Regions from separate parts of the Homo sapiens genome. Here region 1 is linked to region 2. Evidence: chromatin contacts called from ENCODE Hi-C or POLR2A ChIA-PET data. All regions are on one chromosome and are shown on one strand. Each heading gives the region's core, a stretch centred on a gene start or an enhancer-like site at or near the end of the contact. The rest is flanking DNA. Distances are from core to core; before and after follow the strand shown.

Region 1 (3,203 bases), core at 267-2,766, 33 kb before region 2:
AGCCGGGCGTGGTGGTGGGCGTCTGTAGTTCCAGCTACACGGGAGGCTGAGGCAGGAGAATGGCGTGAACCCGGAGGTGAAGGTTGCAGTGAGCCGAGATCGTGCCACTTCACTCCAGCCTGGGCGACAGAGCCAGACTCCATCTCAAAAAAAAAATAAAATTTTAAAATATGACAGATGTTAAGCATGGTGGCACCTGTGGTTCCAACTGCTTGGGAGGCTGAGATGGGAGGATCACTTGAGCCCAGGAGTTTGAGTCCAGACTGGGCAACATAGCAAGACCTCACATCTAAAAAACAAACAAAAAATAATGGTAGAACTTTGAAAAGTCAATAAAAGGATGAGAACTTAAAAGATGAAGAAGTCTCTCAGATGTAGGCCAAAAAGGCAAAGTACAAAACATTAAAAGCAAAAATAAGGAAAGCATTAATTTGAGTAATCTAACACCTCATTAGAAGTCCCAGAAAGAGAAAAGAGGGAAAATATCAAAGAAACAATATGAGAAATTTCCCTCAGCTAATGTCACAAATGTACAGACTAAAAGGGTTCAGGGAGCCCAGAACAACAAATGAAAGAAATGGATATCCACTGTTGACCTCATTTGTCTACTCGGGATATCTTTGCTTACTTATACAACTTTTCCCTTAGAGTCAATATTTTTCTGTTTGCTTGATTTTGTACTTACCTATTACTAAATTCGCCCAAGCTCTGACTATGAAACTCTCTTGGCTCAATGATGCTCTTTGGGGATCCCCTGTCCTGACCCATGGAATAATTCCACATTACTGGGAAATTGAGAAACAATAGGGCTTAGAAAAGAACCTAAATGCCCTCAGAGAGGAGAGAAAACAGGTGACACACGTGAGCCAGGAGCTTGCTACATCAGACTTGTGAGACTAGAGGACAACACGGAGGCTCCCAAAGCCCAGGGGGTAATGCCCAGTCTGAACTTCTAATCAGAGGGTCTCAAACACGCAGGCCCGATGCCCTAAACATCACCACCCACGAACTCCATCTCAGGAAGCTGTTTTAACAGAGTGTAATTTACCACAGGAAGTCAACCGAAGAAGAGGAAGAAGCCATGACAGGAGATGGACAATGGATGTGGAGTGGATGGTCAGTGGCCCAGGAACTGTTATGGCAAAGTTCCCTTCCTCCCAGTGTTTCCCTTGGTGGAGACGCTGTCTTTCTTTCAGTTCTGCCCTGAGTGCAGCAAGTCTCTCTGCGGCAGGGGGTGCTTCCTGGGGGCCCGCTGTGACCCACTGCTGCTTCCCACTGGGTGAGCAGTTCTAATTCTGCAATCAGGAATGAGGAAGCCCACAGCTCAGAGTTATAAATGACACTGCTTTATGAGTAATGAAAGCGACAGCTTGGTGTCTCTTACTGACTCTTCTGTCTTATTTCTCAAATAATCCAGATCTTGGCAAGCAAACTAGACAAGAGCTCACGAAAAGACCAGGAGCATCCCCAGGCTCTAGGGCTGACCATGTGACTGCTGCTGCCTCCAGCCCTGGGGTGGCGCCCTCTGCTGTGGCCTGGGCAGGCAGTGCTCTGACTCCAGAAGGTGACCAGCCATCTTACAGTCACAGTGGCTTTTCAGCCAAGGGCTGCTCCGCAGAAGCAGGGCTAGCTGCATGTGAGGCCTTAGGAAGAGGCAGCGTGTGGGCCTCACCTCCCTGGAGCAGCCCCTGGCTTTAATTAAGCAGGGTCAGTGGCTGCTACCTGATCCCAATCCACCCAAACCAAGTGCAGCTTCTCTTGAGCACAGACAGCTCAGGCAAATTCTCCACTTTCAAGAAGAGTCCTCCCATAATTGAGCCTGTGGTCATGGAGGTGTTCTGCCAGGTCTGCAGGAGAACCCTGACCTCCAAGGCTAACAGGTTGCGGGAGGCGGTGTTTAACCTGGCAGTGCCACTAGGCAAGGATAGCAGAGTCGCGAAGCACAGGTGCTGCTCTGTATAAATGAAGCCTTCTTGGAATGTAGCCCCATCCATTTGTTTACTATTTTCTGTAGCTGCTTTCATGCTACAACTTCAGAGTTGAGCCGTTGCAACAGAGACCTTACAACCTGCAAAGCCTAAAGTATTTACTCTCTGACTTTTCATAGATACAGTCTGCCAACTCCTGGTCTACATATATATTTATATCTTCTCCATCTTTTTTTATTTTTTAAAGAGATGACAGTCTTGCTGTGTCATGCAGGCTGGAGTGCACTTACTCTCTCAGCTTCCCAAGTAGCTGGGACTACAGGCACCGGCCACCACGCCTGGCTAATTCTTTGTATTTTTAGTACAGACGGGGTTTCACCGTGTTAGTCAGGATGGTCTCCATCTTCTGACCTCATGATCCGCCCGCCTCAGCCTCCCAAAGTGCTAGGATTACAGGCGTGAGCCACCACGCCCGGCCCCTATTCTATTTCTCAAAAAAAGTGTTTTTTGTTTCACTTTATTTACAAGGCTAGTCATGTGACGCAGACAGACTGAAGAAGGAAGAAAGAAATCTTAACTGCTTGTGACCAATTAGGTGTAAACACTGCTGCACTTTGACTAGCCTCAAAAAAAGTGTCTTCTGTAATCTTAGCACTATCCTAGCACTTTGGGAGGCCGAGGCAGGCAGATTGCCTGAGCTCAAGAGTTCAAGACCAGCCTGGCCAACATGGTAACCCCGTCTCTTCTAAAAATACAAAAAATTAGCCAGGCATGCTGGTGTGCGCCTGTAGTCCCAGCTACTAAGGAGACCGAGGTAGGAGAACTGCTTGAACCCAGGAGGCGGAGGTTGCAGTGAGCCAAGATCGCGCCACTGCACTCCAGCCTGGTTGACAGAAAGGACTGTGTTTCCAAAAAAAAAAAAAAAAAAGTCTTAATATGTTTTTTTTTTTAAATAAAGAAATAGAGATGGGGGCCGGGTGCAGTGGCTCATGCCTGTAATCCCAGCACTTTGGGAGGCTGAGGCAGATGGATCACCTGAGGTCGGGAATTCGAGACCAGCCTGGCCAACATGGTGAAACCCTGTCTCTACTAAAAATACAAAAAATTAGCTGGGTGTGGTGATGCATGTCTGTAATCCCAGCAACTCGGGAGCCTGAGGCAGGAGAATCACTTGAACCTGGGACGCGGAGGTTGTAGTGAACCGAGATCGCACCACCGTACTCCAGCCTGGGCGACAGAGTGAGACTCCATCTCAGACCAAAAAAAAAAAAAAAA
Region 2 (3,226 bases), core at 636-3,135:
TCCAGTATAATAAATAAAATATATAAAGTAAGAATAGTTATACTAGAAATAGATTATAGATATATGTGAATATTATTAATCATTAGTTTGTAGCATTACTCTTTATTCCAATATTATAATAATCTTTGTTCTACAATTATAACCTAGGAAAAACCAGGCCATACAGAGATAGGAGCTGAAGGGACATGGTGAGAAGTGACCAGAAGACAAGAGTGTGAGCCTTCTGTCACGCCCAGACAGGGCCACTAAAGGACTCCTTGGTCTAGTGGTAGCGCCAGTGCCTGAGAAGGCACCCGTTACTTAGCAGACTGGGAAAGGGAGTCTGTCTCCCTTTCCTGGGCGAGCGACAGAAGACTCTGCTCCACCACCTCCTGTGGAAGGCCTGACATCAGTCAGGCCCGCCCGCAGCCATCTGGAGGCGTAAACGTCTCTGTGATGCTGTGCTTCAGCGGTCACGCTCCTGGTCCATTTTCATGTTTCGCCCTGTACACCTGGCTCCGCCTTCTAGATAGCAGTAGCAGAATTAGTGAAAGTACTAACGTCTTTGAAATGCATAGAAGAAATAATGACGTAAGCTCTTCTCTCTCTGTCCGCCTCGGCTACCAAACAGGGAAGGGCCGGCCCCCTGTCCAGTGGACACGTGACTCGCATGACCTTATCTATCATTGGAGGCCACTCACACTCCTTACCCTGCCCCCTTGCCTGTATCCAATAAATAACAGCGCAGCCAGGCATTCGGGGCCACTACGGGTCTCCGTGTCTTGGTAGTAGTGGTCCCCCAGGCCCAACTGTCTTTTCTTCTATCTCTTTGCTTTATGTCTTTATTTCTACGATCTCTCGTCTCCGCACACAAAGAGAAAAACCCACAGGCCCTGTAGGGCTGGACCCTACACTGTCTCAAAAAACAACACAAAACAAAAAATAAAGCAATTATATTTATTGTAATTTATCCAGCATCTAATTGGACTGTAATGGGACAGTCTGGTAACAGCATCTAATAATACTGGAAGCAAAGGTCCTTCCCTCCCTTTTTCATTTTCTACTTAACTATGTGCCTTGAATGGCAACTGTGACAGCATAGGAGAGACGGGCAGCTCCAGGCCCACTCCTTAACAGGTACATCCTAAGCATCCACCCCTCATCCTCTGCCCACTGCTCCCCCGGCAACATCACAGCCTCCTACACTCTCCCACTGCAGGATATAAGCCTTCTTTTGCCTGTGCCCTCCACCTAAGATTCTGTCTCAGGAGGGCAGACTTCAATCGCTTTCTTATCATTCCCTCAGCATCTCATTCTGTAGCCCTTGATTTTTCTAGGGAAACTTCTTCCAAGCCCTACTCCCATCATCTTCGCTACATACTCCAAGTGCTTTGATGCCTACCCGGGAGAAAGCCACCTCTGCCCTCCTATCCAGGCGTCCCCCGCTCCCCTGTCCAGGCATCCTCTGCTCCCCTGTCCAGGCATCCTCCGCTCCCACATCTCAACCAGAAAGTGGGTCAGCATTCTTCTAGGTGCCCGTGAGTATTTCTACACTAACTTAAGCTTTCATTAAAAAGCCTCCATTTTTTATGCTTTTGTTTCTGGCCAAGACGGAACAGACCAGATTTACTTCCCATCTGCAACAACTAAAAAAAAAAAAGAAAACATAGGGAAGCAATGGTTTTCAAGACACTAGACACTGGACGCCAGGCAGTGAAGGGTCCCTGAAAAAAGGAAACAAAAGACAGGAGGGAGCCCTGTAGTTGTCCAGCTTCTGCTGGAAAAGCCAGGCCACAGCCCAAGGAAGAAGAAGCAGTGGAGGCTGGCTGGCAGTCTCTGACTTGAAAAATCAAAACTAGGAGTTCAGGCAGTCCAAGGTAGCTCGAGTTCACAGGCAGAACACCAGAGGGCAGAGCTCACAGCAAATGCTGAAGATCCACACAGGACACCTCCCACTCCAGTCTCCAGCCAAGCACTGATCAGTGCATGTGTGTAAGGAAGGTATTCAAGCCAGGGAAAGCATCACTCAAAAAGATGAGAGGGGCCGGGTGCGGTGGCTCACACCTGTAATCCCAGCACTTTGGGAGGCCGAGGCCGGTGGATCACCTGAGGTCAGGAGTTCGAGACCAGCCTGGCCAACACGGTGAAACTCCATCTCTACTAAAAATACAAAAATTAGCTGGGCATGGTGGCGGGCACCTGTAATCCCAGCTACTGGGGAGGCTGAGGAAGGAGAACTGCTTGAACCCGGAGGCTGCAGTGAGCTGGGATTGCACCACTGCACTCCAGCCTAGGTGACAGAGCGAGACTCCATTTAAAAAAAAAAAAAAAAAAGATGAGAGGGAACAATCCTCAAAGCTCACGCAGAGCCTATTCCTGCCAGTTGCAGTGGAAAACCTTGTAATTCACAAGGCTTTGGACGTAATGCTCAGAAGACGTTTGCCTCAGTGGCAGAGCAAAACTAGCCCTAGACTAAAAATTACTAGGGTTCCACCTAACAAAGCTGAAATGCAAGACCTATCAGAATCAAACTGTTTCCAAGTAATTGAACCTCATCCCAGAACAAAGGTCAAGAATATTTATAGGAACACAAAAATGCTCAGTATCCAACAAGATAAAATTCACAAAGTCTGGGCATCTGATCAAAAAGTTCTAGGCATGCAAGGGAGCAGGAAAAGAAAAATCATAAACCATAATGAGGGGAAAAACAACACAAAACCAACCCAGAAATGACACAGATGAGTTAACAGATAATGCTGGTACAGGGGCTCATGTCTATAATCCCAGCTACTCAGGAGCAAGGTGGGAGAATCACTTGAGGCCTGGAGTTTGAGGTTGCAGTGAGCCAGGATTGCACCACTGCAATCCAGCCTGAGTGACAGAGCAAACAGAACACTGTCTCTAAAAAAATAATAATAAATAAAGAATTGATAAGGACATTTAAATGGTTCTTTTTTTTTTTTTTTTGAGACAGAGTCTTGCTCTGTCGCACAGGCTGGAATGCAGTGGTGTGATCTCAGCTCACTGCAAGCTCCGCCTCCCGGGTTCATGCCATTCTCCTGCCTCAGCCTCCCGAGTAGCTGGGACTACAGGCGCCCGCCACCACGCCGGGCTAATTTTTTGTATTTTTTAGTAGAGACGAGGTTTCACCGTGTTAGCCAGGATGGTCTCGATCTCCTGACCTCATGATCCACCCACCTCGGCCTCCGAAAGTGCTGGGATTACAGGCGTGAGCCACTATGCCCAG

Evidence for each region. Hi-C counts contacts between places; a loop is a spot of excess contacts on that map. ChIA-PET counts read pairs that join two places held with the same protein, here RNA polymerase II (POLR2A). Pooled maps may share reads with other maps.
Region 1: a loop to region 2 is called in a pooled map, with 2.4 times the contacts of the local background. The contact joins two enhancer-like sites. A Hi-C loop is called at or near these places in 1 of 37 single-sample maps with no recorded cell type and 4 of 50 pooled maps. POLR2A ChIA-PET finds 5 or more read pairs at or near these places in 14 of 52 experiments (A673, CD4-positive, alpha-beta T cell, CD8-positive, alpha-beta memory T cell and 11 more).

The regions. Positions count from the first base shown.
Region 1 is chr22:50,398,169-50,401,371 of GRCh38, reverse strand. The region is part of intron 3 of PPP6R2 (protein phosphatase 6 regulatory subunit 2); the gene reads right to left. Among named protein-coding and RNA genes, the nearest start is that of MIR12114, 7.7 kb to the left of the region's middle. RefSeq lists enhancers at 1,040-1,636, 3,046-3,203. Within about 2 kb of position 1,516, at least 23 of the 41 ENCODE cell types and tissues checked have a DNase peak (open chromatin) inside an H3K27ac peak, as active enhancers do.
Region 2 is chr22:50,365,399-50,368,624 of GRCh38, reverse strand. The region is part of intron 1 of PPP6R2 (protein phosphatase 6 regulatory subunit 2); the gene reads right to left. Among named protein-coding and RNA genes, the nearest start is that of PPP6R2, 24 kb to the right of the region's middle. Within about 2 kb of position 1,885, at least 4 of the 41 ENCODE cell types and tissues checked have a DNase peak (open chromatin) inside an H3K27ac peak, as active enhancers do.